Linked DNA regions of Homo sapiens: regions 2 and 3 are each linked to region 1. A link is a contact called in ENCODE Hi-C or POLR2A ChIA-PET data. All regions are on one chromosome and are shown on one strand. Each heading gives the region's core, a stretch centred on a gene start or an enhancer-like site at or near the end of the contact. The rest is flanking DNA. Distances are from core to core; before and after follow the strand shown. Region 1 overlaps MAGI1 (membrane associated guanylate kinase, WW and PDZ domain containing 1). Region 2 overlaps MAGI1 (membrane associated guanylate kinase, WW and PDZ domain containing 1). Region 3 overlaps MAGI1 (membrane associated guanylate kinase, WW and PDZ domain containing 1).

The links. Hi-C counts contacts between places; a loop is a spot of excess contacts on that map. ChIA-PET counts read pairs that join two places held with the same protein, here RNA polymerase II (POLR2A). Pooled maps may share reads with other maps.
Region 2: a loop to region 1 is called in a map of PC-3, with 2.4 times the contacts of the local background. The contact joins two enhancer-like sites. A Hi-C loop is called at or near these places in 2 of 168 maps with a recorded cell type or tissue (PC-3 and heart left ventricle). POLR2A ChIA-PET finds 5 or more read pairs at or near these places in 1 of 52 experiments (WTC11).
Region 3: a map of heart right ventricle shows a loop between it and region 1 (2.0-fold over the local background). The contact joins two enhancer-like sites. A Hi-C loop is called at or near these places in 10 of 168 maps with a recorded cell type or tissue (HCT116, aorta, cardiac septum and 5 more) and 4 of 50 pooled maps. POLR2A ChIA-PET finds 5 or more read pairs at or near these places in 3 of 52 experiments (all WTC11).

What each region holds. Positions count from the first base shown.
Region 1 is chr3:65,481,996-65,485,811 of GRCh38, forward strand. The region is part of intron 3 of MAGI1 (membrane associated guanylate kinase, WW and PDZ domain containing 1); the gene reads right to left. Among named protein-coding and RNA genes, the nearest start is that of LINC02040, 310 kb to the left of the region's middle. Within about 2 kb of position 1,641, at least 8 of the 41 ENCODE cell types and tissues checked have a DNase peak (open chromatin) inside an H3K27ac peak, as active enhancers do; they include heart right ventricle, where a contact is called at or near this core.
Region 2 is chr3:65,573,609-65,577,424 of GRCh38, forward strand. All of the region lies in intron 2 of MAGI1 (membrane associated guanylate kinase, WW and PDZ domain containing 1), which reads right to left. Among named protein-coding and RNA genes, the nearest start is that of MAGI1-AS1, 320 kb to the right of the region's middle. Within about 2 kb of position 1,928, at least 2 of the 41 ENCODE cell types and tissues checked have a DNase peak (open chromatin) inside an H3K27ac peak, as active enhancers do.
Region 3 is chr3:65,547,273-65,551,088 of GRCh38, forward strand. All of the region lies in intron 2 of MAGI1 (membrane associated guanylate kinase, WW and PDZ domain containing 1), which reads right to left. Among named protein-coding and RNA genes, the nearest start is that of MAGI1-AS1, 340 kb to the right of the region's middle. Within about 2 kb of position 2,184, at least 5 of the 41 ENCODE cell types and tissues checked have a DNase peak (open chromatin) inside an H3K27ac peak, as active enhancers do; they include heart right ventricle, where a contact is called at or near this core.

The sequences.
Region 1 (3,816 bases), core at 391-2,890:
AGATTGAACCATATGAAATTGCTGTTGTAGAAGATATAAACTGTCAAACATAAGCAATTTCACTGGCTTTAATCTAATGAGTGGCCCATGAGCAATACTGCAGAGCCTTGGCACACCATATCATGGGGTAAAAGGCTTGGAAGAGACAGCTCAGAGTTGAAAGCCCACTACTAACTAACTGGCTGTGTGACTCTGGGCCAGTCTTTGTCCGCCTTTAACTTGGGATTCTAAGAGAACCTAGTTTACACCTAGAATAGCTGTTAGGAAGACAAAATGAGACGGTCTGCCTTTAACCTATGCTGAAGTCTGCCACTATGGTGAGGGTAGATAAATGCTACCTAAAGTTGCTATCACATGTTTTCAGTCTTTAAAATGACACCCATACTACATTGTTTTGAGGATCAAAGAGATCATGTATGCAAAGTGCTGCACATGGTAACTGAGCACTAAGCAAGCAAACCTGTCAATAACCAAATAACCAAGTCTTCTAACACTCAGTCTCTCTAGTACTTTCTCTGTGAAATGGGAATGGTAGCACCAGCTGTAGCAACCTCATAGGATTATTGTGAAAATTAACTAATGCAGAGTTTTCAAAGGTACTCTGTAAACTATAAGGTGTTAAATATGAGATAGTGTTATAATTATCCAAATCTCTCCACTATTTCTTATTTCCCGTACTGAAACCTACAACCTTTACAGAAAAGATTCTGTCTAGTGGTTTTCTAACTGCAGAGTGTTCAAACTTTCATACGCCACTGTTTCAAAATAATTTGGATTAGTGACCAACATTTAAAATTAGAAAGCTTCTAGTTAAGTCTGGATTCTCAATGCTGTTTGACAAACTGTAAAGTCTGGTTCCAGGGACTCCATCTCTTATAGAGGATGTTGAAAAGCAAGTATGTGTCTAAAGCCAATTCACATGAACATACTAAATCAAGGATTTCTGCAGAGAAATTTTTGCTCCTCCTCTTGGTTTTGCCTGACCCTTGACAGACAAAGATCTTGGACCCCATCTAGAACAGTGCCCTCAGGCTGCTGCAATGCAAGGGCATAGGCAGATACAGGGGCATGAGCAGAGGCATGAGTAGATGTAAAAAAACCTTAAACTTCAAAAAGTCTTCAATAATTCACAGATTAGCCTTTGAGTGAATTGATTTTTGGAGAGCTTGCTTTCGGCCCTGGGCTTTTGGACAAAAACTCTGGCTGTCTTATTTCAACTCTGGCTCTCTTATTCTGCTGTGAACTGCCCTTACCGTGCAGCAATGGGCAGGATGGGTCATGCTTGCTCCAGTTTGCCACAGTCACCAGTGGTCTTCTTTGCCTCTATGCACCCTCTTACCTGACCTGTCTGGCCCCTCAGGCATTTGAGTTCATGACTCTAACCTTCCAGAAAGTATTCCACCTTTGCAATGGTTTGCACTCTCATCACAATCAAGCAAAGTCTAGCCACAGCAGAAACACAAACCTTACAAAGTCTAGCCATGTAGAAACACAAACCTTACAGACAGTATGCGCGACTTAACAGTATTAAATAAAAATCATCTGAAAAATTGTAAGTGATTAAAAACTTAATTGGGGCTATCACTTGGCAGGCTGCACAGTGTCTAGGAGCCGTGAGGCTGATTATCCCACAGGCTCTGCGTTATCCAACACACGTTTCCTGCAGTGGCTGGGCTCCCTCCCAAGTGGAAACTTGTTCTCTCTGCTGCTATTTTCAGAACTGGTTCTACAACAAATCTCAACAGGGAGGGTAGCCAGGGAGGAAAGCGGAGGGCAAAGGAGGACTTAAGAGGAAGCCACTGCTGGCCTTAATTAACAAGCAAAATCTCTGGCCAGGACAAAGCCAAAGAAAATATTTTTCTGACACACATTTAAAAATTAATAGGCACTGCAAATCAATTTTTAGGGCTTTATAAAATATTTAAGGAGGATTGTAACCCTGGAATTTAAGCTAGGATGAATCAAATCTATATGGCTTTCAAATTATACAAATTTACTATTCATTCATTCATTTCCTTACAGAAAACCTTTTTAATGCCAGGCATGGGAAATACAAAGTAAAAATTGGACTGAAACACGATCTTCACAACCATTCTATATGGCATACATCAGTTTTGTCAAGCTTCAATGTGCAAACAATTAAATTACATTAAGTAATGATCAGGGTGGGCCTGAGATCCATGGATCACACTGTTTGTGTAGCAAAGCCATTTGGGACAGAGAAAATCATTCCTCTTTTGCAGATGACAAACATAAAGGCCCAAAGTGGCAGAAACGCCTGCCATGGAGTTACATGGCTGGTCCAAGGTAAATGGGGGTGGGAATTGGGGGTACTTGTCTGTCTTCTTCCTATGAGACAAGCTTTTGCAAATAAGCCTGAGAACAGGATGGTAGTGACCACCTATGGCTGGGAATCTACAGCATGCATTTTCAACGGGGCAATATCACCCCCAAGGGGGCAAAAATTGTTTTCTTTTTTGAGGGGGAGAGAGGTACAAAAACCTTACTCTCTTTATGTATAGTGCAAATATGTATAGAGTACATGAATACATGGACATCCAGCATATCTGATTTTGCCTTGGCCTCACGGTCCTGAGTGGTCTGCCCCATGCCCACTCTCCAAGCACTTGTCCTGATTGCCTTCACCTTGTTCTTTTCACTCTGACCTCACTGGTTGCCTTTCAGCCCCCAGCATGTAAACTGTGCCCCCTTCCCCCATCTCACAGCTCTTGCACCCACTCCTCCCTCTGCTCCTCACCCTGTTACTACCTGCTCATCCTCAGCAACAGTATCTCTGACCCCACAGACTAGATCAAAGCTGTCCTTATCAGTTCTTATATGTTCTCAAGGAACCACATACCTCCCCTTCCTAATGCCCTTTATTGTATATAGCAGACTGTTTAATTAATCAGTACCTGTCTTCACCTCTAGACTATAAACTCAAAGAGGCCAGGAGCCACATCTGATTTTGTGTACCACTGTGTTCTCAGGCCTGACGCAGTGCCAGGCACATACCATTACCCGGTAATTCACTGCAGAATGAGTAAATGAATAAAGGCAGATAGTGCACATGAATTCCAGCCTGGGATCCTCCTAAAAACCTGTATTGTGGATCCAGTTTTTAATAGCATGACTCACAACACTTTCTTTCCAGTCGGTCAATTACATTTGAATTACCAAGATCTGCATCACTTCACTTTGCTACTTGCTTGCTCAGCACATGATAGTTCCTTCATAAAACTGCAATACTTTCTTTTTACTCTTCCTTTTCCTACCTGCCCCACCCTACAAAAATAGGATGTTCATGCACAGAAGGACAATAAACCACTGTTCTATAATTAGCAGTTTGTTCTTGCCAGTGCCATTTGGTTTCTAATACAAGACCAAACAGGAGAACATAAGAGTTTTACGACCCTGAGTGAGGTAAGGGACCTCTCTCTCTTCAGCCTCAGTTCACACAGTATAAAGACAAAAATCATGGCAACCTAATAGGTTTTTGTCAAGATTAAATTAGATAATGTGTATAAAGCACCCAGCACTGTGCTTGACACAATGTTAGCCTATAATCAACTCTGCCAGTCTCCAATCAGGCCTGATGTTGTAGATAGATAATAGGGTTAATGTGTAAAAGAGTGTATTATCACAACACATATTCAAAGAACAACATTTTTTAAAGTTACCTTTATCGTGCACATATTAAGTGTCACTACGCATATATTCACTTACTCTAATCTTTATAAACAATCTTAGAGAAAAAAAGGCATCAATATTCCCATTTTCACATAAAGAAACTGATATTTACACAAGTCAAAGATG
Region 2 (3,816 bases), core at 678-3,177, 92 kb after region 1:
TTATGAAAAACCTGCAGCTAACATCATAGTTAATGGTGAAAGAGTGAATGTTTTTTCCCTAAAATTGAGAACAAGAATATCTTCATTACCCTTTTCTGTCTAACACTTTACTAGAGGCTATAGCCAGTGCAATAAAGCAAGGAAAGGAAATAAAAAGCATTTAGAATAGAAAAGGAAGATGTAAAACTTTTATTATTTCTCAGATGGCATGGTTAGCTGTGTCAGGGTTTGGCAAAATGTGGCAGTTTTGTTATTAAGTTTCATAAGAACACAGTCACACCCATTCACTTGTGTATTATCTACAGCTGCTTTCACCCTACTAATTACTCAACTACCATGGGCAGTTGAGTAATTGCCACAGACACACACAAGCTTAAATTATTTACTATCTGGCCTTTTAAGAAAGTTTGCTGACCCCTGATCTATGTAGAAAATCTGATAAAATCTACAATAAAACTACTGGGAGTAATAAGCAAGTTTAGACACACTAAAGAATACAAGATCAATATATAAAAATCTATTATATTTCTTTCTGCTTGTAACTTGTAATCAGAAATAGAAATTTTATTTTTTATTTTTTAACTTTTATTTTAGGTTCCGGGATACATGTGCAGGTTTTTACATATATATATGTATATATATATACATACATATATGTAAACTGCTTGCCATGGGGGTTTTCTGTACAGGTAATTTCATCACCTGGGTAATAAGTACAGTACCCAATAGATATTTTCAGGAACAAAAATTTTAACACAGCATTTATGACAGCAACAAAATATATAAAATACCCAGCAGTAAATCTGACTGGAGATGTAAATGACCTGCATAGAAACTAAAAAAAAAAAAAAAAAATGTACTGAGAGAAATTTTAAAATCTACCCTATTCATGGGCAATACTTTTAAAATGTCCATTCTCCACATATTCATCTATATCTAGATATTCAACGCAATCCCAACCAAAATCCTACCATACGTTTTGTCAAAATGGACAAAGTGATTCTAAAATTTACATGGAATATTGAAGGACCTAGAATAGCAAAAACAAATTTGAAAATGAAGAATAAAGTTGGAAAACTAATAGTACCTAACTTCAAGACATTATAAATCTCCAGTAATCAAGACAGTGTTGTACTGGTGTAAAGAAAGGTGAGTATATGAGTGAAACAGAATAGAGAATCAAGAAATAAGCCCTCACATATATGGACAACTAATTACCAACAAAGATGCAAAGACAATTAAGTGGAGAAAGGAAATCTTTTCAACAAGTGACACTAAAACAATTGGACTTTCACATTTAAAAAAATTAACTTCAACTCGGAATGGATCATAGACATAAAACTAAAACCGAAAACCATAAAACTTATAGAAGAAAACTTTTGTGACTTTAGGTTAAGTAAAAACAGATATCACACCAAAACCACAATCTATTAAGGAAACAATTGGTAATTTGTATTGCTTCATAGTTAAAAATCTCTGTTCCCCAAAAGACACTGTTAAGAGGATGAAAACGTAAGGCACATATTGGGAAAAAGTATGTACAAATCACATATCTGAAAAAGGTCTTATATTCAGAATCTATAGAGTTCCAAACAAAACACCAACTAAAAAGAGAGTAAAATATTTGAATTAAACACTTTAACAAAAAAGACATATGGATGGCAAATGAGCACATGAAAAATTAGTCATTATAGAAATAAAAATTAAAACCATAATGAGGTACCAAGATATACTATTAGAAAGGTTAAAGTTAAAAAGACTGACCAAAGCAAGTATTGATGAAAATGTGGAAGAAGTGAAACTCTCCTACACTGCTGGGCAGGAATATAAAGTGATGCAATCACTCTGGGAAGGTTAAGAGATTTCTTAAAAAGAGAGATGACCATGTGACCCAGTAATTCCACCCACAGATATTTACTCAAGAGAAATGAAAGCATACATCCATATAAAGACTTACACACAAATGTTCATAGCAGCTTAATCTGTAATAGACAAACTGGAAACAAACCAAATACCTATCAATGGGTGAATAAACAAACAAAAGATGATACATCCATACCATGAGATACTACTCAGCAACAAAAATAGTGAGCTGTTGCTATATGCTACAACATGAATGGCTCTCAAAAAATTCTGCTAGTGAATGATGTATAATTCACTATTATGCTACGAATGAAGTCAGATTCCTGATGCCACAAAAAAAATACATACCACATGATTACATTCACATATAATTCTAGATAAAACAAACTTAGCACCAGATAACATGTTACTGGTTGTCTTGAAATCGGGAGATACAGGGTAGAGGAGAGTGATTATAAAGGGGCACAAGGACATTTTTGGGGGAGCTAATGTATGTTCGTTTTCTTAATTGTGGTGCTGGTTTTATGGGTATATGCACAAGTCAAGACTTATCAAATCATACATTCTAAGCATGGACAGGATATTGTATATTAATTCTACCTCAGTAAAGATGTTTTTAGAGTCATTAGATATTTGTCTAATTTTGTTTTCTAATTACTTTATGTATATATACACACAGATTTTATAAAATGTAGAGCATGCATACTTAGCATTTTTAGCGGTTTTCTGTTTGCTTCTTGTTTCTAAATATCTAATTAATCAAGTAACACGTATTAATAACCTGTTTGATAATAATTCTAACAGTGGCCCTCTGAAAATTCAGCTCAGGGTGCTAGAACAATCAATATAGTGACACCAATATCATGACATGTGTGACACATTAGCATGAAATTAGTGGTGATCCTTGTCAATCCTACGTAGACAATGCTAATCAATCCCCGCACTCTTCCTCTCTGAGCCTGAATAAAAGATTCCAGCTCTAACAGGCTGGAGCTAATACAAATGGTGAACCCGCTCTGCCATCCAGGGGTCTTGTTGATGATGCTGATGATGCCTGACTGAAGTAGGCAAATACGTTTTTATCTTCATCTTTTTGCCAGGCTGTCTCTGTGCTATCTTGTTGCTTTGCTTAAATCAAGAAAAATGGGCGTTGTACTGCTATCTGCATTTTGTCTTGCATTTAAGTAACGGTTTCCTTTAAGAGCCAATTCAGAACTCATACATTCCAGGAAGCCTCCTATTGACTAAGCTCAGGTCATAATAAACTTGACTTTTTCTGAATCCTTTCACTACTAGATTCCTTGCTACACAATACCACATTTAGGTATCTGCCACCAGGATTATTCTCTGAGCTTCACTTTTCTTACCTGTAAATTGATACTTATATTGCAGAGTTGTCTTCAGGACTAGAGATGATGTATGGTTACCCCTGGGATGTAGACTCCACAAATTCAGACATTTTGTCTAGTTTATATAACCCTAGTGCCTAGAACAGTGCCAGACACAGAGTAAGTGTTCAACAAATAGCTGTAAGTAAATATGTAAGTAGTCTTTCACATACCATGGCACATTAAGTTCGATCCACATACACACTTAATACTCTATAATAACTCAGCTACTTGAAGACAGTCACCCTAGGTGCTCTTTTTGTCCCTTGGAGTTACATTTTACTCAGGGTTTCTATAGTTAGAAGTCAAGGCAAATATCACAGGCAGAGCTGGACTAGAGTGAAACAAATGAATCATAATCCTGGAATGTAAATTTAAAGGATACGCCAAAAAAACCCTCCACATATGAAAGAAATAATATTTCATGCAATATTTTTTAAAATAAAAATAATGCAAAGAATCCATTATGAATAAAACATCAGTTTTAAACAAAGGCAAAATCAGAGCAGTGCAGGACTGAGCCATATCAAAGCCTGAGGCAAAATGAAAAATCAAACACGGCTCC
Region 3 (3,816 bases), core at 934-3,433, 66 kb after region 1:
TAAGCGATAGAGCTGAATGTCAGCGTAGACAGCCTCTGCTTTAAAATCTCTATAAAGGGTATGACACTATTGTTAACTTCTAAATACATCTGATAATATCTGCTTATAAATTATGAGATGGCATTTTATATCTATTACCAGAGTATAACATATCACGTAGGATTTATACAGGTTACCTTATGATTTTTATAAATGTGGGATCCATTATTCAACCCACATCTACCTACTCCACATCTGGGTATTCTTTTTTGTCACCTCAAGGTACCCCAGAATGAAACCATGGAGAAGTTGTACTGCCCACTTTCTGCAAAGAAGCAGGGTTAAAAGCAGGAGCTCTGGAGGGCTACTGCCTAGATTCAAATCCGAGCACAGTCACATGGTAGCTGTGTGCACTGGACAAATCCCACTTCTGTTTATCTGTTTAGTGGGAATGATATTCTTGGTGGCTGAGTGTATTGAAGAGGAATATATATATGAAGAGCTGATAGCAGTGTTTGCCCTATGTTTAGGTACTCCATACAGCTTGCAACTATGGTTATTTGCCCATATTCACTCCATAACAGAATTACAATCAGGTATGTTCTATCCCAGACTCAGGGCAGAGCCTGGAGTTCAAACATACCACATGTTGAGAAAAAAGGTCAACTATGAAGTTCATTGGGAGCTTAGAACAATGAAGAAAAGTTAAGAACAATGTTCAAATGAGGAGTAAATGAAGTAATTGAGGAACTCCAAAACTACCATCCCAGAGCTCCTCAAGCAAAGGTCTCCAATAACCTCCTGCAACCCTGCGGCAATAACCAGCAATAACCAGCTCTGCAGACTGGAACCCATTCAGTCTGATGTGAATACGCTTTGCTCTGGAGGAAGAAGCTCTGCTCATGGCAGACAGGCCTGATTGCCAGAAGTTACATTTCCTGTGAGTGAGCAGGGAAGCCACAGAAACTAGAGCCATGGGGTATTGGGGGCATCCCAGGTGAAATGAGGCTCTCACCACCTCAGAGGAGCCTTCCGCCCACAGATGAAGCATCCCAATGAGGGACAAGAGGGGCAGTTGGCACACAGCTCGCAAGAAGGCCTAGGCACCCTACCATCCCCTCTCCCTGCACTGGGGACCACCAGAGGCTCAGGGCCAGGGGAGAAAAGTGGCTCTACAATAAGGCTCTGCACAAAAGGGCCTCCCTTTTCAACTCCTCTCCATTTGCTCCAGCTGAGCCCAGCTTTATGCAAACAACACTCTTTTTTTTTTTTTTTTTTTTTTTTTTTTTGAGACGGAGTCTCTCCCTCTCGCCCAGGCTGGAGTGCAGTGGCGCGATCTCAGCTCACTGCAACCTCTGCCTCCCAGGTTCAAGCTATTCTCCTGCCTCAGCCTCCCTAGCAGCTGGGACGGCAGGCATGCGCCACCACGCCGGGCTAATTTTCGTATTTTGAATAGAGAGGGGGTTTCATCATGTTGGCCAGGCTAGTCTCGAACTCATGACCTCAAGTAATCCACCCAACTCGGTCTCCCAAAGTACTGGGATTACAGGTGTAAGCCACCGCTCCCGGCTGCAAACAACACTCTTAAGCTCAAAATGCAGGCTACTGGAGGGGTGGGGTGAGCCAACAGTTCATTAAGTGGCAGCAGGCCAGGGAAGCGGGGTCGGCGGGAACGGGAGGCAGCAAGGGGGAAGGGAACCTGGCTCTCAACCCACTGGAGCCAAAGTAAACTGTACTTCAAGGGACCCTGGCCCTAGGCGGAACGAGCCTGCGGCTGATGGGCCGCCCGCGTCTCCTTGCACCTGCCCTGGCGCCGCAGCCAAGGCGGCCCCTGCTCGGGCCCTGCGCTCCGGGGCGCGGGCCGAGATGCTCGCCCAAGAAACATGGCTGGCTGGAGCCTCCGGGCGCGGGAGGGACGCGACCGCCAGCCTGGGGAGGCGGGAAGGGGGAACTTGAACGCCCGGGCGGGCGGCAAGTGCAGCGCGTTCCAGCCGCTCCCCGGCGCGGCCACTTCCTCGCCTTCTCCTTCCTTCCCTTTCCTCCCTCTTTCCGTCTTCCCTCTTCCTCATTCCCGCCCAGTCTCCTTCCTCCCTTCCTAACCCCCTCCCCTCCCCTCTTCCTGCTGTCACTTCCAAACCCAAGGACAAAACCGTTACCTGCGGGCCCCGGAGCGGCCCCGGAGTTCGCCTCGGTCACTGCCGGAGCCCAGGCGCGCGCTCGGTGGCCGCCCGCCTCATCCCCGCGCGTCTGAGCGGCCCGGCGGCAGCTGCTCCTTTTATGGGGCTCGCAGGCAGTAGGCTCGGCCAGGGTGTCCCCAGCCCGCTCGGGCGGCAGCGGCGTCAATGCGCGCTATTCACACTCCGGGCTGCGGCTGGTACCCCTCTACACGCCCCCCGGGAGTGCGCGACTGCCTGCCCGCCCCCATCCTCAGGGCCTTGGACGGGGGTAGGGGTGGGAGACAAATATGGCTTTCAGGGCACCCACTAGGGGAAGGGAGTCACATGGTTCTGGCCCTGGGTAGCCAGGGTAAGAGGGGCCCACCAAGAGCTGCTAGCACCTTGAAATGAATAGGGAGGTGCCGGTCAAACACGGGAGTGTGGGGTTGACTTCGAAATACAGCAGGAAGAGAGCTGAACCTTTCATTATCATCATCACCACTATTTTACTTATGATTATCATTAAATAGCATCTGCCATTTTATTAAGTGATTACTATGAGCCAAAAAATTCTCTTCTGGTACAGAACATTTTAAAAGCCTGTGTGTTCTGGGTCCACCACCTGGCACTTTGGTTAATACAGACAGAATCACATCTTCCCTCTTCTCAGTGGAAACCTCTGCTGGCCCCATTCCATAGAAGAAAAGCTACCCACATTAGCTCTGCATTCAAGGGCCCTTAAGTTTCTATCCTGGTCCTACTCTTTAGCCTCAAATCTGATGCATCTCACCCTCAAGAGACCCCAGGAGGGGGTTAAGTATTTGTCTTTTTATTAAAGATCAGAAAGACAAAGCTCGGAGAGGTTAAGTAATTGCCAAAGGTCACTCAGCTAAGAAATGCTGGAGCAATGCCCCAGGTCAGTCCAAGTTCAAAGTCCTGGATCTTGGTCTCTCCATGCTACTGTTTTTAGTAAACTTCTAAGGCCAAGAGGGCATCACACCCTTTTGAGTTCTGGATGATATCTCACCTCTTCACTGGCAAGAATAAAACTTGAAAGAAATTGGACTCTCTAGGCCAAGAAGAAAATCCCAGAGAGCCCTGTTTGAACCTGTCACCTCCGGGCAGCTCTTCCTTTTATTCATATACAACTTTAGTTTTAGTTTCAGGTGGACCACAGCAATAGTGATGGGAAACAATCAATTTGACTAAACTGGGATTGGCCCCCAGCATGCTCACATCACTGCCTGGAATGGCAAGAAGAACTGGAATTCCCAAGGCTAAGCACCATAGCTCATGCTTACAATCCCAGCAATTTGGGAGGCCAAGACAGGAGGATCACTTGAGCCCCGAAGTTTGTGACCAGCTTTGACAACAGAGGGAGACCCCATGTCCACAAAAAAAAAAAATACAAAAATTATCTGGGTGTGGGGGCATGCACCTGTAGTCCCAGCTACTTGGGAGGCTGAGGTGAGAGGATTGCATGGGCCTAGGAGTCTGAGGCTGCATGAGCTGTGACTGTGCCACTACACTCCAGCCTGGGCAACAGAGACCCTGTCTTAAAAAGAAACGGAATTCCCAGTGATAGGTTTGGTTCTGTGTCCCCACCCAAATCTCATCTGGAATTGTAATCCCCATGTGTCCAGGGAGAGACCTGTAATCCCCATGTGTGGAGGGAGACAGG